Linked DNA regions of Mus musculus: region 1 is linked to region 2. A link is a loop called in an ENCODE intact Hi-C map of the cell type or tissue named here. Cell type or tissue: left cerebral cortex. All regions are shown on one strand. Links, peaks and the distances in the headings refer to the core of each region. The heading gives the core; the rest is flanking DNA. Region 1 holds the start of Gm39603 (a long non-coding RNA gene). Region 2 overlaps Spred2 (sprouty-related EVH1 domain containing 2).

The links. Peaks named below come from ENCODE experiments on the same cell type or tissue, not always from the same donor. Only the 100,000 strongest peaks of a DNase experiment are listed, where the experiment ranks them.
Region 1: a loop joins it to region 2, with 3 times the contacts of the local background. A loop is called at or near these places in 11 of 42 quality-filtered maps.

Annotation. Positions count from the first base shown.
Region 1 is chr11:20,028,554-20,037,535 of GRCm38, forward strand. It overlaps Gm39603 (a long non-coding RNA gene), which reads right to left and starts at 8,059. Exons shown (of 5, transcript XR_872273.2): 1 at 6,723-8,059; 2 at 1,387-1,394; 3 at 1-132. In left cerebral cortex, for the core only: a CTCF peak has its summit at 3,211 (motif pointing left); DNase peaks (open chromatin) are centred at 3,182, 5,517, 6,157, 7,028 and 2 more places; H3K27ac peaks cover 3,621 bases.
Region 2 is chr11:19,978,147-19,987,128 of GRCm38, forward strand. The region is part of intron 1 of Spred2 (sprouty-related EVH1 domain containing 2); the gene reads left to right. Among named protein-coding and RNA genes, the nearest start is that of Gm39603, 54 kb to the right of the region's middle. In left cerebral cortex, for the core only: no CTCF peak of the experiment used is centred there; DNase peaks (open chromatin) are centred at 1,385, 2,258, 4,223, 4,479 and 2 more places; H3K4me3 peaks cover 2,042 bases; H3K27ac peaks cover 2,872 bases.

The DNA of each region.
Region 1 (8,982 bases), core at 756-8,755, 51 kb after region 2:
GCTGTGCTGCCCCTGGGGTTGATGCTCATGGTCCTTGTTACCACCAAAGGCCTTGGGAATGTCCATGGTCTGTCTGCGGCCCGTGCTGTAGCCAGAAACCATGTGGACGTCCATGATCCTTGCTGCTGCTGACTGTAAAGGGCAAGCATGCTTCTTTTGCAGTGGTATTGATGATTGCAGACTCACAGTTGAGAATGAGAGACATAGAAGACCTCTGTGACTGCTTCTCTCCCCCACCCCCACTTCCCATCCTCCAATCCCCTAAAAAGAAAGTCTGGACAGAAAGTCATTGGAAAAAAAAAAAACTCTAAAAAGGGAGCTGGGAGGCGGTGGCACATGGGTGGAAGCAAAAGTACAATGAATAGGAGAGTTATTCTGGAGGGGTTGGCCCACTTCATTCCCGTTATTTTGTATATTACACACACACCTTGCCCCCTACCCAAGTGAAATCACACACTCGCAATCCCAGCACTCCGGAGGCAGACAAATCTCTGAGTTCACTGCCAGCCTGGTCTACAGAGTGAGTTCCAGGACAGCCAGGGCTATAGTGAGACCCTGTCTCAAAAATTAACAACAACAAAAAAAGTTATGATATGGAGTGGGGAGTCAGGGAAAGATCGCTCAGTGGTTAAGAGCATTGGCTGCTCTTTCAGAGAATTTGGGTTCAATTCTGGGAACCCACATGGCAGCTCACAACTGCCGATAACTCCAGTTCTAGGATATCTGGAACCCTCACACAGACATACATAAAAGGCAAAACACAGATGCACATAAAATAAATGAATCTTAAAAAAAACCAGGTTGTGATAGGGATGCTGAAGTGTAGCTCTTCCAGCTGATGGCTTCTGGCAGGAGTCGGGGACGGAAGGACACCGTTTTCTTAAAGGGGCCGACCACTGGGAGTTTGACCGTGCTGTGGTGAGAATATGGGCAACACAAATTGCACTTGGTATTTTCTTTTTCTTTTTCTTTTCTTCTTTGTTTTAGAGAAAGTCACGAGAGAGAGTGGACCGGGGAGGACTGGGAAATAAGTGGTCAGGATGCATAATGGGAATTTTCCAAATAATCAAAAAGTACATGTTTAAAAAAGAAAAGAAAGCCGGGCGTGGTGGCGCACGCCTTTAATCCCAGCACTCGGGAGGCAGAGGCAGGCGGATTTCTGAGTTCGAGGCCAGCCTGGTCTACAAAGTGAGCTCCAGGACAGCCAGGGCTATACAGAGAAACCCTGTCTCGAAAAACCGAAAAAAAAAAAAAAATAAAAAAAAATAAAAAAAAAAAATAAAAAAGAAAAGAAAAAGCTGTAGTTGTGAATTTGGCTTAGTACCAAAGAACTAGTCACAAGATTTCAAGAAGTTATTAAAATCCTCTTACCAGCCAGGTGTTTACCTTTAATCCTAGCACCCAGAAGGCAGAGGCAGGTAAATTTCTATGAGTTCAAGGGCTGCTTGATCTATATAATGAAACCCTGTCTAAAGGGGAAAAAAAAAAGAGATTAAAACAGACATGTGCACAAATCCTCTTTTCCCTCCCATAACAGACCAGTCTGAAGTCAGATTTTCTCCATATATATTTTTCATCACCAAAATAACACCGTGGAGCTGGGGAGCTGGAAGGACAGATCAACGGCTAAGAACACTTATTCCTCTCGTAGATGACCCAGGCTGGGTTCCCTGTCCCTTCTGATGGTTCACATCCACCTGTAACTGCACACACACACGCACACAGAGACACACACATGCACACACACACACACACAGACACACACACACACAGACACACACACATGCACACACACACACACACACGTGCACATAAATAAAATAAGATAAATAGATATATTTTAAAAAACATATCCACAACAGATTGAGTTCACAAGCAGTTATGAGAATCCAGCTCTATTCCATTACAAATATTTGCAAAGTAAAAGTCTTTTCATTTGGGGCTGGAGAGATGGCTCAGTGGTTAAGACCACTGACTACTCTTCCAGAGGTCCTGAGTTGGATTCCCAGCAACCACATGGTGGCTCACAACCATCCAGAGATCTGATACCCCTTTCTGCTCTATCTGAAGACAGTGACAATGTACTCAAATACATAAAATAAAAGTCTTTTCATTTATATGGAATGGAGAGATGGCTCAGGGGTTGAGAGTACCAGCTGTTCTTCCAGAAGTCCTGGGTTCAATTCCCAGCAACCACATTGCAGCTCAACTGTTTATAATTCCAGGGGATCTAACGCCTTCACATAGACATACAAGCAAAATAACAATGTGCATAAAATACAAATAAAATCATTTTAAAGTTTTTTTTAAGATTTATTTTTGTTGTTGTTGGTTTGATTTGGGGAGTTAGGGATGGTTGGATGGTTCTTTTACTCTGGAGTATCTTTTTTTTTTTTTTTTTTTTTTTGAGACAGGATCTCACTATGGAGCCTTGGTTGGCCTGGCACTTACTATGTAAACCATGCCCAGCCACATTTAATTTATGTTGTATTTATTTATTTTTGTTTACTTTTTGTGCATTGGTGTTTAGCCTGCATGTTCATCTATGTGAGAGTGTATATCTCGGAGTTACAGTGAGCTGCCACGTGCTAGAATTTGAACCTGAGTCCTCTAGAAGTGCACCTAGTGTTTTCAACCTCTGAGCCATCTCTCCAACCCTCAGTTTTAATTTCTTTTTTCTTTCTTTCTTTTTTTTTTTTTTTTTTTTTTTTTTTTTTTTTTTGGTTATTCGAGACAGGGTTTCTCTGTAGCCCTGGCTGTCCTGGAACTCACTTTGTAGCCCAGGCTGGCCTCGAACTCAGAAATCCGCCTGCTTCTGCCTCCCAAGTGCTGGGATTAAAGGCGTGCGCCACCATGCTCTGCTCAGTTTTAATTTCTAATGCAGTCATATTAATAAGCATAACCAGGGAAAGCTGGGTGTGGTGGTGAATGCCTTTAATTCTAGCCTTCCCAAGGCAGAGGCAGATAGATCATGTTGAGTCTCTCTTGGTCTTCTCTATACAGCGTTCCATAGTGAGACCTTTTCTCAAAATCAAAACAAAACAAGAACGGATTTGTAAGGATCTTTGGGGCTGGAAAGTTGGGTCACCAGTTAATCGTACTGGCTGCTCTTCCATAGGATCTAGGTTTAAACCCCGGCACTCACGGTGACTCTCAATTGGCTGTAACGCCAATTCCAGGGAATCTGGTGCCCTCTTCTGGATTGCTTTGGCACTGCATACACGTGGTGTCCATTCATACATGTAAGCAAACCACCCCACACATAAAATAATAAAATTTGAATTATAAAACATCTATGTGTACCTACACAAGAGTCTTTGGAATTCTCAATAACCTTTAGGTATATAAAAATATATTGAAAACAGAAAACGTTTGCCCTCTTCCTATTTCTGGTCAACAGAATATTTTGTGGTTATTTCCAGCCCTTTTCTCTTTTTCTTGGTGTGTGTATGGTGTGTGTGTGTGTGTGTGTGTGTGTGTGTGTGTGTGTGTGTGTGTGTGTGTGTGTTGTGTGTGTGTGTGTGTGTGTGTGTGTGTGTGTGTGTTGTGTGTGTGTGTGTGTGTGTGGTGTGTGTGTGTGTGTGTGTGTGTGTGTGGTGTGTGTGTGTGTGGTGTGTGTGTGTGTGTGTGTGTGTGTGTGTGTGTGTGCGTGTGTGTGGTGTGTGTATGGGGTGTGTGTGTGTGTGGTGTGTGTGTGTGTGCATGTGTGTGTGTGTGTGTGTGTGTGTGTGTGTGTGTGTGCTTGCTTAGAATCTGACATTGGGTGTCAGTTTCTCTCTACCACCCCCTTTTTGAGAAGTTCTTTTACTGAACCTGGAACCCACCAATGAGCTTCAGCTCCCACCTGTCCCCAATGTCCCCAGCCCCTAACCTCCTGCTCCCACCTGTCCCCAATGTTCCCAGCCCCTAACCTCCTGCTCCCACCTGTCCCCAATGTCCCCAGTCCCTAACCTCCTGCTCCCACCTGTCCCCAATGTCCCCAGCCCCTAACCTCCTGCTCCCACCTGTCCCCAATGTCCCCAGCCCCTAACCTCCTGCTCCCACCTGTCCCCAATGTCCCCAGTCCCTAACCTCCTGCTCCCACCTGTCCCCAATGTCCCCAGTCCCTAACCTCCTGCTCCCACCTGTCCCCAATGTCCCCAGCCCCTAACCTCCTGCTCCCACCTGTCCCCAATGTCCCCAGCCCCTAACCTCCTGCTCCCACCTGTCCCCAATGTCCCCAGTCCCTAACCTCCTGCTCCCACCTGTCCCCAATGTCCCCAGTCCCTAACCTCCTGCTCCCACCTGTCCCCAATGTCCCCAGCCCCTAACCTCCTGTTCCCACCTGTCCCCAATGTCCCCAGCCCCTAACCTCCTGCTCCCACCTGTCCCCAATGTCCCCAGCCCCTAACCTCCTGTTCCCACCTGTCCCCAATGTCCCCAGCCCCTAACCTCCTGTTCTCACCTGTCCCCAATGTCCCCAGCCCCTAACCTCCTGCTCCCACCTGTCCCCAATGTCCCCAGCCCCTAACCTCCTGCTCCCACCTGTCCCCAATGTCCCCAGCCCCTAACCTCCTGCTCCCACCTGTCCCCAATGTCCCCAGCCCCTAACCTCCTGCTCCCACCTGTCCCCAATGTCCCCAGCCCCTAACCTCCTGTTCCCACCTGTCCCCAATGTCCCCAGCCCCTAACCTCCTGCTCCCACCTGTCCCCAATGTCCCCAGCCCCTAACCTCCTGCTCCCACCTGTCCCCAATGTCCCCAGCCCCTAACCTCCTGCTCCCACCTGTCCCCAATGTCCCCAGCCCCAACCTCCTGCTCCCAAGGCTTCTCATGTGGGTTCTGGGGCTCTGAATTCAGGACATCCTGCTTGCATGGCAAGCACTTTACTTCCACAAAGCAATCCCCTCCACCACCACCACCACCACCTCCTCCTCCTCCTCCTCCTCCTCCTTCTTCTTCTTGTAGGAGACAGGGTCACATGTAGCCCAGATTAGCCTTGAATTCATTATGTAGCCAAAAAATAGGTTTGAGCACCTAATCCTCCTGCCTCAGTCTCCTGAGTGCTGGGATTACAGAGAGATGCTTCTGCGCCCAGCCTGTCAATCCTGCCCTTCACTCCCTTGGCCTAGAGTGGCTCTGTCTCCTCTGGCTTTGGTTACTTTGTATCCCTATTCTGCTCTTTGTATCTTATCTTAGACCTTTGGTTCTTTTGTTCTAAGTCCAGTGAGTTCCGGCCCAGCATCATGCAGCTGTCACGACCGGGTTATCTGAACCCAGCATCTAGTTCACTCAGGACAGTAACATTCAGGGAGATGTGTGACTTCCGGGGCTTGAGGACAGCTCTGCTATCTTTCTGTTGGCCCTCTGTTGGTGTTTTTCCATTGCATAGGGAGCCATATGGCTCAGCCCTGGTCATCAGACAAGGCAAATGTGAATGGGTGCCCTAAGCTCCTTTGTGTAGATTTATGCCTGCTTAGTTTTGATGTTCATGCCTGGCGACTGTTACCAGGATATTTCTGAGCCAGCCAACAGTTGGATCTGCTGCCCACCTCTTGGGATCCTTAAGGGAGAGAATTCAGTATAGCTCCTATCCTGTCTGAGCAGCTGCACTCCACACCCTAACCTCTCTTCCATGTCTTTCTAAACATCTTGAGGAGTTGACACATGCTCAAAGCTTGCTCTCTGAGGGAGGGCCAGGGGACTTGGTGTAGGGCTCAGTTGGTAGTTACTAAAGTGTTTGCTTAACGCTGGGTTTGATCCTCAGCACCACAGCCAACAAGAGAAAACACTGGGAGAAGATAGTTTCTACCCTAGTGGAAGATGGTCATCAACCAAGAGGTTGGATGAAATAAAACTGGTCCTTTCAGCCCTAGGCCTGTCTGGCTCAGAGCTGCTAACGGGAATGGCAGGAAATCTGAGAACGCTCTCCTGCTCGAATCCCGGGACGATCCACTAAGTGAATGTCCTGCCAGGACACTGGCTCCTGACCTGTCTTTGCTCGAGGGCTGATGCCAGGTTTCTGGTTCCTGTGAGCTGCCTGGCAGTCTAATAGGAATACCTTAAGCCGTATCAGGTGCATCTTGCCCTGCATCCACATTCATCTGGGAGTCCTTGGGATTGATATTTGTGGCTTGATGCGAAAATCAACCCACGTAGTTTCCCTCTTTGTCAGGCTTGGATAATAACCACCTCCAACTCACGCTTTGCCGTGCTCCTTCAGTAACTATGGTTGCCTTTTGGGTAGCTTCCAAAAAAACCCTTCTCCCTTCCAAAAGAAAGAAAATCGATCCTGTCTGCCCAACCTTAAAAGCTGACAATTACAGCATCATAAAACCGTCCTGTTCAGTGCAGTGACAGAGAGAGAACTGATAGGACGCTGGGGTCACTGGTACTTCTGAGTCTCCCCATTTGGGCGCAGGAAATGTGGTGTGGCCCCTACATGACGCCTTTTGGTGACTGTCTTTGCTTCCTTACCAGCCTAGTGGTCCTTTAAAAGTGCATCACTGCCGGGCATGGTGGCGCACGCCTTTATTCCCAGCATTCTGGAGGCAGAGGCAGGCGGATTTCTGAGTTCGAGGCCAGCCTGGGCTACAAAGTGAGTTCCAGGACAGCCAGGGCTATACAGAGAAACCCTGTCTCAAAAACAACAAACAAACAAACAAACAACAACAAACAAAAGTTCATCACTGCAGCAGCCAAAGCCCAAAGAGTCCTATAGTGGGGTCTTCCATCCTTGCAAACCTGAGGTGCACCTGTACCGCCTTGGATGCATGCATGCCCCGAAGACCCGTTCATCTGCTTCTAAGTTCCTTTTGCAGAAAGCAGGCAACCTGGAAGGAGGTCTGAGTCAGAGCCCGGGGCCTCGCTATCGGCTGCCACACCACGGCAGGCTTGCAGACAGGGAGGGAAATAGTGGGCTTTCAGCTGGTGTTTTTGTTTTGAAGGAAGGGAGAAGGTGGAGGGCGGGAGAGATCTAAGGTGCACTCAATGTGAGTACATTTGCAGTATGGGGGTGGGGTGGGGCTAGGAGATCACGTGATCTGCATGACTCATCCCTCTCCAGAAGACAGAATGCTTTGCACTCGTCCCTCATCTTCTGGTATTTTGGAAGTCTTCTTCCTCCCTCAAATGCTGGGAAGAGACAAGGCCGGTGCTTCTCACCCCCTCCTAGGAGAGCTATGTCTGAACTTTCAAGTATCTCTGCATTTGCTTCATCTCCTCTCATCTGACTAGGGTTATTTCCCACCTCTCTACAAAGAACTGGGTCAGCTGCACCGTGGGCACAAAGGCCAGGGCGGGGAAAGGGAGGCAGCCCATACTCTCTGGAGTCTGACCTGACGCTAGTAACTGGATTGGCAGTGCTCACTGAGGGTGCCTGGGGCAGCCCCAGGCAGAGTTTGCATCAGCAAAGATGGTGGTCAGGCCGGGAAGAGGAGCCTTTCTCAGATGCAGCATCTCTACACTCCCTGTGCTGAGCTGAGGTAGATGCACACTCTGGCTGGGACCACAGGGCAGCTGCCCAGAGCTGGGAGTCTCCAATAGCTGACTGACCCTTAGGCTGTAGTGTGGCCCACAGTTAGAGGACACAGCAAGTTGCACAGTCTCTCGGGGCGTCTCATTCCCTTGCTGCTCGAGCCATGAGGAGGCTGGTCTGTTACCTAGGGAACGCTCACATTTCATTTGTTCTAGGAGATGGAGGACAGCCTCATTTCCTATGCTCATGGACACACTGCGTGTTCACTGCCTCCTGTTGAAAAACAGAGCTCTGAGGCTTTGAAGATAACTCTGTGGATAAGAACAGTTGCGCGGCAAGCCTGAGGACTTGGGTTCAAATCCCAAGAACCCACATTAAAAAGGCAGGCATGGCTGCATATACCCAGTATAGCAACAGGTTCAGTGAGAAATTCAGTCTCAAAAGAATAGGTCAGAGAGTGGTACAGCCATACACCTAGGGTCTTCCTGTGTGTGCATGTATGAGTGGGTGCAGGTGCGCGTGTGTGTGCACGAGCACATTGTATGCGTGCACATGTTCACACAAGTGTTCGTGCACACACACACACACACACACTTTTTTTTTTTTTTTTTTTTGGATTTTCGAGACAGGGTTTCTCTGTGTAGCCCTGGCTGTCCTGGAACTCACTTTGTGGACCAGGCTGGCCTCGAACTCAGAAATCCGCCTGCCTCTGCCTCCCAAGTGCTGGGATGAAAGGCGTGCGCCACCACACCCGGCTTCAACACACACATGCTTTTTAAAGAGAGTTCTGTACACCATGTGGTGGAGGCTCAGGAGGTTGAAAAAGGAGGATGGCTTAAGTCCTAGGTCTGTCTGGACTACACAGTAAGACCTTGGCTCAAAAAGACATAAGAAACAAAAGGAAAAAGATATAAATCTACGTCTGCAAAGCCAGAACTTTCAGAAGCCGGGTTTAGTGTTGCAGAACCACTGCAGCTAACAACTGAAATTCCCAGGTCTGCTGTGGCCTGTGCTTCCTGCTTTGGGGAGCTGTTGTTGGAATATGTGCCTGCTGATAATTTATGGTACTTAAGCGCAGCTTGTGTCTTGGAGGTTTTTGTGACTTATTTTATAAGATAGTTAGGAAAGAAAAGAGAAGAAAAGAAGAGAAGAGAAAAAGAAAAGGAAAGAAACATATTTTACAGATAAATCTGCCCAGCAACCCCTAAATGTTATTTTGGTCCCCAAAGCTATTAACAGTTTCCAACAATCCTGCATTCACTCCATGCTTGATGCACCCCTCCCCTGGGTCCACCAGCCTCAGCACATAGCAAACAGGCTCGATGTTCATCCCCCGGCCTCTTACAGTTGGTATGGTCATTTGACCAACTGTGGCCAGTAGCAAGACATTGTGGTATCAGGGTATGATTTATCCAGGCTCTTCCAAGTCACTCAAGATGAAAGCAGACTGGCTCACTTGGTATTGCAGGGTGACAGACAGCTGCTGATATGCGAGGACTATGACTCCCTAAAGGAGTGTAGTTACAA
Region 2 (8,982 bases), core at 546-8,545:
TGTAAGGAATCTGGGAATGGACGCCTCTCCCTCATAGTGTTACAGCTGAGCTCATGAACATGGCTTCAGAGCACAAGGAAGCTCTCATCATCCAGAGAGGAATACCAACCGCTCATTCCAGGGATTGATGGAGCCTTCACAGTGGCCTAAGGGCATGTGGTTCCTCCCAGCTGGAAGACTTACTGAGCCTCAGCCTCAGCTCCCACACCCACAAGGTATCAGGCTGCAGGTATCTCTCCCCACCCCCGTTTCCATGCACGGCAGCTCCATGCCCAAGTAAAAACGGACCTTGTTCTGGTTCACACGGCATCCTAGGAGGTGAAGAAAACATGCGTGTAAAGATTACAAACTTTTCAAGATACCCAGAAGACAAAAATAAAGTCTCAGATGCAGCAGTTTATCCAAGTTTTGCTGTTTCTTTACCTCCTGCCTTTATACTACTTATTGTGTGTGGGGGGGGGGGGAGCATAAAATATTTATAACAAATCTCATATCATTTCATATCACCCCTGACATACTTTAGTAATTGTAACTTTTGAGACAGGTCTGACCTGGCGCTCTCTGGGGCTGTGGTTGACCTTGAACTCCTATACTCTACCTACCTTCCTAGTGCTGAGGAATGGGCCACCACACCTGGGTTTTTGCAGTGTGGAGAACTGAACTGGGGGCTTAGGCATGCTTTGTAAGCACTCTCCCAACAGAGCGCATTCCCAGCTCCCTGTGTGGTCATTACTGATTTATTTTGGAGAAAAGGTCTCACTGTGTAACCCAGGCCTCTCGCTCTTGTCCTGTGTCAGCAGCTTCCTGAGGGCTAGAGGGCCACAGGAGTGTGTTACTATGCCCACCTCCAAAATCATTTTTATGTATAGGTTTTTATAATTCCTGTAATTGGTAATCCTACAACCCAAGAATCAAGCTGAACATGGTCACATCCACTTGTAATACCAGCATTAGGGAAGCTGAGGCAGGAGAATGGTGATTTTGAGGTCAGGCCGGATTGGACATGAAAGCAACACAGGAATCAACAAAGCCCCAACCAGACGCTTTAGAGAGACAGATCTGAACAAAGTTCCGTGGCTTGGCAGGGCAACAATCGGCTCACACTTGTGGGTCTACAGACTGGAATCGCAGCACGCTGTGTGTGTGAGCTCGCAGCTCGTTGTGTGTGAGCTCGGCTTCCTGTGCATTTCGGACGTCTGTCAATGACTGATCATTGTAACTTACAGGAATTTTTTAAACAATTTTTTAATTGAAAAATCCCAGCCTCTGTCAGCTGCCAGCCTCCCAGCTTCTACTTCTGAGGAGCAGGAAGTGGGTGGGTAATGACAACGGGCCTGTAAACTGCGGACTCTAACCCGCCGATGACTCATCCGGTACAATGCAGTATATTTGTCAAGGAGACTGAATCATATATGGGGGAAACTACTGCTCAGCAGCCAGCTGGTTCGCAGGTCAGCCTGAGAGGATCCATTTTTATCGGAAGCTTTATCGTAGCGATGATGCTAACGGGCAGCCCTTGGACTCCACAATGTAGAGGAAATGGCATCTCCGGGCAGGTACGTGCCGGCTCTTTGCTTGGGTTGTAGTTTCTCCTTGTTCTCCTCTCTGCTGAACCTGTCCAGTGTTTGCGTGTAACATTCTTTTGGGAGAAACATTATCCTCAGGACCTGTGTGGGGTGTGTGTGTGTGTGTGTGTATGTGTGTATGTGTGTGTGTTTGTGTGTTCACCCACATGCAAAGACAGGTAACCACTGATCTTCTATCGAATAGGTTTTCTTCACTCATCGCCCTCTCTGAATCTCCCTAGAGATTCACATCAAAATGGCTTTAACCCATTATTTTATATTAATAAGTTTTAAGGATGCTGCTTGGAAACAGAAGGACAACAGACCTTCTAGGGGGGTAGCTAAGGGTGTTATCTGGTGTCAACAGTCTAATATGAATATCTTTCAGTATCCGTACCGTCTACCCAGCCCCCCCCCCCTTTGTGTGGCTTAATCCAAGAAAGCTTTATTCCCCTCCTCAGCTGATATGTTTATTTTTTGCCGATCACAATTTGCTTGAATCAGAGCATCAACTTTTCCAAGGTAGAAGAAAAGGGAGTGGGGACTTGATAGCAACATTTAATTATAGCTTCCACATGACCTGAAGGATCATTCCACATAATTGGGAGGCTGTGGCTGCCTGTCTAACCTTCTCTCTTTTCTTCACTCACTAAATTTAAACAATGCCTGGCTAGTGGAGGCACATGCCTTGTTTATTTGAGTATATTAAACATTCCTATGTGTGTTGACAGACTGTTCAGCGTCTCCTCATATTTTTAAAGGACACTTTTTAAATCCTTCTTGTCCGGGACAGATGCTCTAGTTAAGTTTATATCTGTGCTATGTCTGCCTTGCTGGACGGGCTCTCCGCCTGGGGTCAGGACCTGTACTACCGCTGGCTGCCCATACATTTGCCTGAGATGAAACACTGACTACACAGTCCCCTCTGTGGTGTAAATCCTGCGGTCCCTTAGAGAGAACATCTACAGATCTGGAATTACCAAGCTAGCGAGCAAGGCGGGCTTCGTTCCTGTTTATTTATCATAGAGCCTATAGTAAAGCCTTGGTTTTCTTCAGGTGTATGAATTTTAAACTCCTGGTAAACAGATTTATTTCATTTATTGGTTTCAGCACATTTAGAAAACTTGGAAGGAGTTTGCTCAGTATGTTCTGTTTGTAGATTATAGTGTGCTTTTTTTTTCTTTTCTTTCTTTAAAAAAAAAAAAAAAAAAGAATGGCCAGCTTGTTTTTCAAGACAAACCACCTTTAAATTTCATTAATTTTACATTCTATAAATGAAAGCCACCTGTTATGCCGTAACTTGCTAATTTTGGTCAAGGATGATAATGAGGAAGAATAGTGTTTGGAGTATGTTGGGGTCTGGCTAAGAATTCCCTGCCCACATCTGTAGCGTTTATTTTTGTGTGCATATGTGCATATATGTATATATAGTACACATTCAATAACAGCACTTGCTGATATTAAAAATATTTCAGATCCAAAATGAGAGCCTTTTTCCTTCTCATTAAGATTGTGTTTCAAGGTCAGGAAAGCTTTGAGCATGTTGACTTGACTAGAATACATAGTTTTGGATATATGTATGTATATGAGCTCCCCCAGAGTTTTGGTTAAAAACACTCAGTTTGTGGTTCACTTTGTCAAAACTTCATCAAGCATAATGGCTCATGCCTGTAATTTCAGCACTCAGGAAGCCGAAGTAGGATTATTGTAAATTCTAGGCCAGCCTGGACTACAGTATAAGATCTTGTCTCTTAGAAAACATAAAAACAGGGCTGGAGAGATGGCCCAGTGGTTAAGAGCACTGGCTGCTCTTCCAGAGGCTCTGAGTTCAATTCCCAGCAACCACATAGTGGCTGACAACCATCTGCAGTGGGATCCAATGCACTCTTCTGGTGTGTCTGAAGACAGCTACAGTGTAATCATAATAAATAAATCTTAAAAAAAAAAAAAAAAGAGCCGGGCGTGGTGGTACACGCCTTTAATCCCGGCACTCAGGAGGCAGAGGCAGGCGGATTTCTGAGTTCGAGGCCAGCCTGGTCTACAAAGTGAGTTCCAGGACAGCCAGGGCTATACAGAGAAACCCTGTCTCGAAAAACCAAAACAAACAAACAAACAAACAAACAAAACAAAACCAGAAAAGACAGAGTTAGGCAGATCTCTGTGAATTCATGGTCAGCCTGGTCTACCTAGCAAGTTCCAGGCCACCAAGGCTAAATCTCTTGATTGGTTGGTATTTTCTATGAAAATATCCTGTTTTCCCGATCTTTGTCTCCTTAGGACTAGCCCAGGTGAGGACCAGTTCTTCCAGATCTCGGAGCTTTGTACATGAGCTGTGGCTGCTGCTCCCAGGGTGACCGTTGATGATGAACACCGTGAACCGTCAGCCCAGGGTGACCATAGATAGTCTTTAGAGTTCTTTCTCTTCTACCACTGCTACTAAAGGTCTTATTCTTCAGCTTAGAAGTAGTCAGTGGATATTGATTGAACTTGAGGCCTTTGATGTGCGAGGCATGGGCTAGGCACTCACATGTGTATGCACTTGGACCCAGGCCCAGCCCTCTTTTAACTTTGGTTGCTGAAAGAATGCTCTACTCCAAAATCCAGCTGATGGTGGTTTTGATAACCACGCTTTCTGAACCCAGCCAAGTGACGTAACCGTAGACAAAAGACGTGCTTTTCCGCTCTGTGTCTTGGGAGGTGTCAGTCATGGAGTTCATTCATCCTAAGAGACCATAGTGTCCATGGTATCTTAGTGGAACAGACAGCTTCCCAGTTTTTAGCTGTTTGGAAGACTCCTCTTTTTAGGATCTATTACAGCTATATGAATTCAGTAACTATTTCATAAAAACAAGCTAATTTAAAATCACTATAGACCAGCTGCCAACATTTAAAAATACTCACGTGCTTTTGAGAGTCCTGTTTCTGGAGTCTGCAGCCTGCTCCTGCTGTTCACATGTATGAGAGTGTGTGCTGAGAACATGGCTGGCTCCCACCAGAGGCTTTACCCGTGCATTGCCTGTGTCACACTTGTCCAATGTCTGGAGCACACACGAATTTTTGTCATTATTTGGAAATTGTAGGTTTTCTGTTTAGCTCAGAGAAGCCAGAGACAAGCATAGAGTAAATTTCTTAAGCCACAAGCCTCCCTCTGAAGTATAAACGGATACGTGCCCTCTCTTATCTAGCTACTGTGGACTGTTCCTTTTGCTGGGCATTAGCTTGCTGGCAGTTCAGTGCGTTAACACCTAGAGTGCCTTGGCGTTGAAAGTGGGGCAGCCAGGGGAGCCATGCACATGAGTTGAGTTGTAAGTACCATTTCCTTGTGGCTCATGAGAACCATAGAGAAAGCCAATACTTCAGAAGGAGGCTGGCACCTCAGTTCTCTTTTGAAAGCTTTTGACTTGGATTGTAAGTGGACCCTTCCTCGCTATGCCTTCTGGGAGTGGTGCTGGGATTCGGCTGTTCTTGCTGTCTTCTGAGGTCATTATGGGAGAAATCTCAGTGAGATGCTGTATTTAGATTCCAATCAAGAGGTAAATCATGCAATTGTAAAGAATGGAAACACTCTCTCTGCCCCTCTCTGTGCTTCCTACCACCCCCCTGCTCTTGTCCTCCTCTCCCTCCTCCCCTTTTCTCTCCCTCCCTTTCTTCCCCTCTTCCTCTCCTCATTTATAAACACTTGCTTCCTCGGTTGCCTGCCTGCCATTGCTCTGGCCCCCTGGGCCCTGCTGCTTGACTGGGGCTCTTGAATTCCATCCGCTGAGCACAGCAGCATGTGTCACAGGCTGCTCAGGGAGGGTGAGGAGCAAAGTTAGTGTCTGTGGGTGGGCATGTGTTCTCATCACATCGCCGGAGAGCTGCAGTGTGCAGAATCTGGCAGGAACTTGTTCCAAAGGGGGGGGGAAATCAAGCCAGTCCCTTTTTTTCCTGCCTTGAGTAATATTAAAAACATGGCTAACTCCCATGGAGAAGAAATGGAAGTGTTAGAAAACTCTTGTAATTGTTTTTAGTAATCTTCAAAACTGAGATCAGAAGAAATAAAAAGGGTCTAATCATAAAAATATCCCGGTGTGTGTGTGTGTGTGTGTGTGTGTGTGTGTGTGTGTGTGTTGCATTGTATATAGACTGTTCAGTGTTCAGAGGCTCAGTATTTAAGAGCACCACCTGCTTTTGCTGATGACCCAGGTTTGGTTCCCAGCACCCACATGGAGACTCACAACCTTCAGTAACTCCAGTGCCAGGGAATTTGTGGACACACATGTGATATGCATGCGATTTACCCATAAAGATAAGTTAGCCTTCCTTTTTTTTCTTTTTAGAATGTTGTCTCAGAGTTTGGGGGTACACTGTTCTATTTAACTCGTCTGATGTTTTGAGATGATATTATAAGAAACGCCATTTTCTGTCAGTAAAGCCAGTACTTAAGAGGTTTGAGCTGTGTGTGACCTGCCTTGCACGCAGAAGAGCAGAGTAACGGGCCTTAAGCATTGGAAGCAGCGCCTGGAGAGGGTCCTGCGCATGCGCCGACTGTTACCTTTTGTCAGTGGTGATGCTCACTCCTTCAGGCTTTGGGAGTGTTCCTGCATGCAACCCAGACTTCCTGAACCCAGTTCAAGTGGCTCCCTTACTTCTCAAGGTACCCCCTTCTCATGTGGCAGAAACCAGGATACAGGGCCAGTGAGAGGGCTCAGCAAATCAAGACGCTTGTCATTAAGCCTGAGGATGGATTCGTGGGGGTTGCCCTTTGACCTCCACATCTGCACTGTGACATAACACCCCTCCCCCATGCACACAAATCAGTGGTTTTTTTCACCCCAATATTTTTTAGCAACTGCTTAGTGTATGCTAAAGTGACACTGATTCTGTGCATTCTAGATCTCTAGAACATTTCACCTTGCAAAACCGAAACTCCAGGCACGGTGGTTGACTCTCTTCCCCGGCCCAGGACAGCCACCATACTACTCTGTTTCCATGGCTTTTAGATAATAATATAAATAGAATGGATGGTGCAATGACTTCTCCTCCTCCTCCTCCTTCTTTTTTAAGACACAGGGTTTCCCTGTGTAGCCCTGGAACTCACTGTAGACCAGGCTGGCTTCGAACTCAGAGTCTACCTGCCTCTGCCTCCCGAGTGCTGGGATTAAAGGCTTGTGCCAACACTTCCACACAGCTTGTCCCCCCCCCCTTTTTTTTTGGACTGGGTTCTTTTGCTTAGCTTTCTCAAAACTCATCCCATTGTCGACTCCACTGTTTATTAAGGCTGAGCGATGACCCATTGTGTATTGTTTAACCAGTCCTCTCTGGATGAATGAATTTAGATTATTGCCACCTTTTGGCTTATTGTGAATACTGAAGTGAAAATATGTTTGAAAGTCTTTTGAGGTGGAATTGCCTTTTAATAAAGGCTAAGGTTGATTGTATGCAAAGGCAAGGAGATGTGCCTCTGAGCATCCTGTTATGTTTAATCTAGTCTTTGCTTAGGCTTAAAGAACTCCCTTCCAGACCTGCTCACTGGAGGAAGTTGCCAGAGGCGAGGTGGTTTATTTGTGGTGCCTTGGGAATTGCAACTGTCCCAGAGAACCAGGATGAAGGCCAGAGTAGATGGCTCTTAATAAGTTAGTAACTCATGGCCTGAGTTTGTGTCTGCAGCCCAAATGGTAGAAAGGAAGAGCTAACTACCGGCAGCCCCGACCTCTGTACGTCCTCACAGTCACACCCACAGGTAGATTTGAATAGCCAAATTTAATCTTTAGAAAGGGGAAGGGTGAGAAGGAGGCAGATGTCGACACTGCCATAGAATACAGAGCTGGGTGTTGACTGGCCTTATGTTAGAGACCTTTTATTCTTTCCTTGGTACTAGTGTTGCTCACAATGATGGCTTTATTATGTTGACTTCAGGTCAATCTCTGTGAGTTCAAGGTTAGCCTGGTGTACATATGGGAGTCTCAAGCCAACCCAGAATATACAGTGAAACTGCCTTTAAAAAAAAAAAAAAAAGAAGACTGAAGAGATGATGGCTCAGCGGTTAAGAGCACTGACTTCTCTTCCAGAGACCCTGAGTTCAATTCCCAGCAACCACATGGTGGCTCACAACCATCTGTAATGGGATCTGATACCCTCTTATGGCTTGTCTGAAGATAGCTACAGTGTACTCATATACATAAAATAAAAAATAAATCTAAAAAAAAACGAGGGGAGGCTGAATAGGTGGCTCGGTGCTTCCAGAGAACCTAGTTTCAATTCCCAGTACCCATGTGACAGCTCACAACTGTATGCAACTCCAAGATCTGATACCTTCATACAAATACATGTAGGCAAAACACCAGTGCACATTAAAAACAAGAAAAAACTCCTCCTATGCTAGTTACAGCCTTTTATCAGCACATGTAGCGTATTCAGTTTATTCTAAAAACATTCCATGCTCTGCGTGTGTGTGTGTGTGTGTGTGTGTGTGTGTGTGTGTGTGTGTGTGTACTCGCATGTGCGGCGCATGCACATTCTAGGCAAACACCCTGCCACTGAGCCCATTTTCTTCCATTTTCAAAAGACTTCAATAGGACTCCCTTACCCTGGGAGTTTTATGATTGCGTAGTAACTCCATGCTGAGTGAAGGAGCTGGGCCTGTGGTGTTGTCATGGGTCTTGGTGGCTTCTGGTCTTTTTCTATTAAATGTATTCTGTTGGATTTTTACTACTACAAGTTTTCTGCTTCTGCAAGATGTTTCAGTAGCGTGTGTTTGCTAAAGCCCTTGGCAACACTAAGGGACTGTAAAGCCAATTAAAAAAAAAAATAATACAGAAGTTGTAAAGAGACCTCAAAAGCCCTTTGACTCCCCCCCCCCCTGCTGCATATGAAGAGGCTGTGGCTCAGTAGTAGATTCAAAGAGTCACACCCAGTTGTGAGAAGAGGATGTGTTACCAGGTCTAGTTAGACTAATAAATGCCAAATGGAATGACCTCTGTTGAGGAGGAACAGCCCAGATGGCCCCTCACCCCCCTCCAGCTGTTGCTCTCTCCTGGAGTTGGGCTGTTAGTAATTCCTCTTCACTTAAAATTCCTTCACAGTTGTTACCTAAGCCAGTAAATCTTAAAATCCCAACAGCACCGATCCAGGGACTTTTCCCACAACATGGAGCCCTTGTTTGTAAACTGTGGACAGCGGTGGGGAACCGCCCTTCCTCGGTCCTGGGGGGTCAGTAACCTTGAACGGTCCCTTTTCTCCCGGAATGAGGAGTCCCACTCAGTCCTGTTCTTTCTAGCGTAAAAGGAGCGTGGAACTAAGTTGCCTAATGTCCCGTCACCACATGATTGGATAACTACCAACTTGGCTGCCTCCTAGCCAGTGTCTGCTGAGGAGTGGAGATTTAGCCCCCACTGCAGAGCAGATACCTTGAAAATAGGACATTATTGCTTATCTT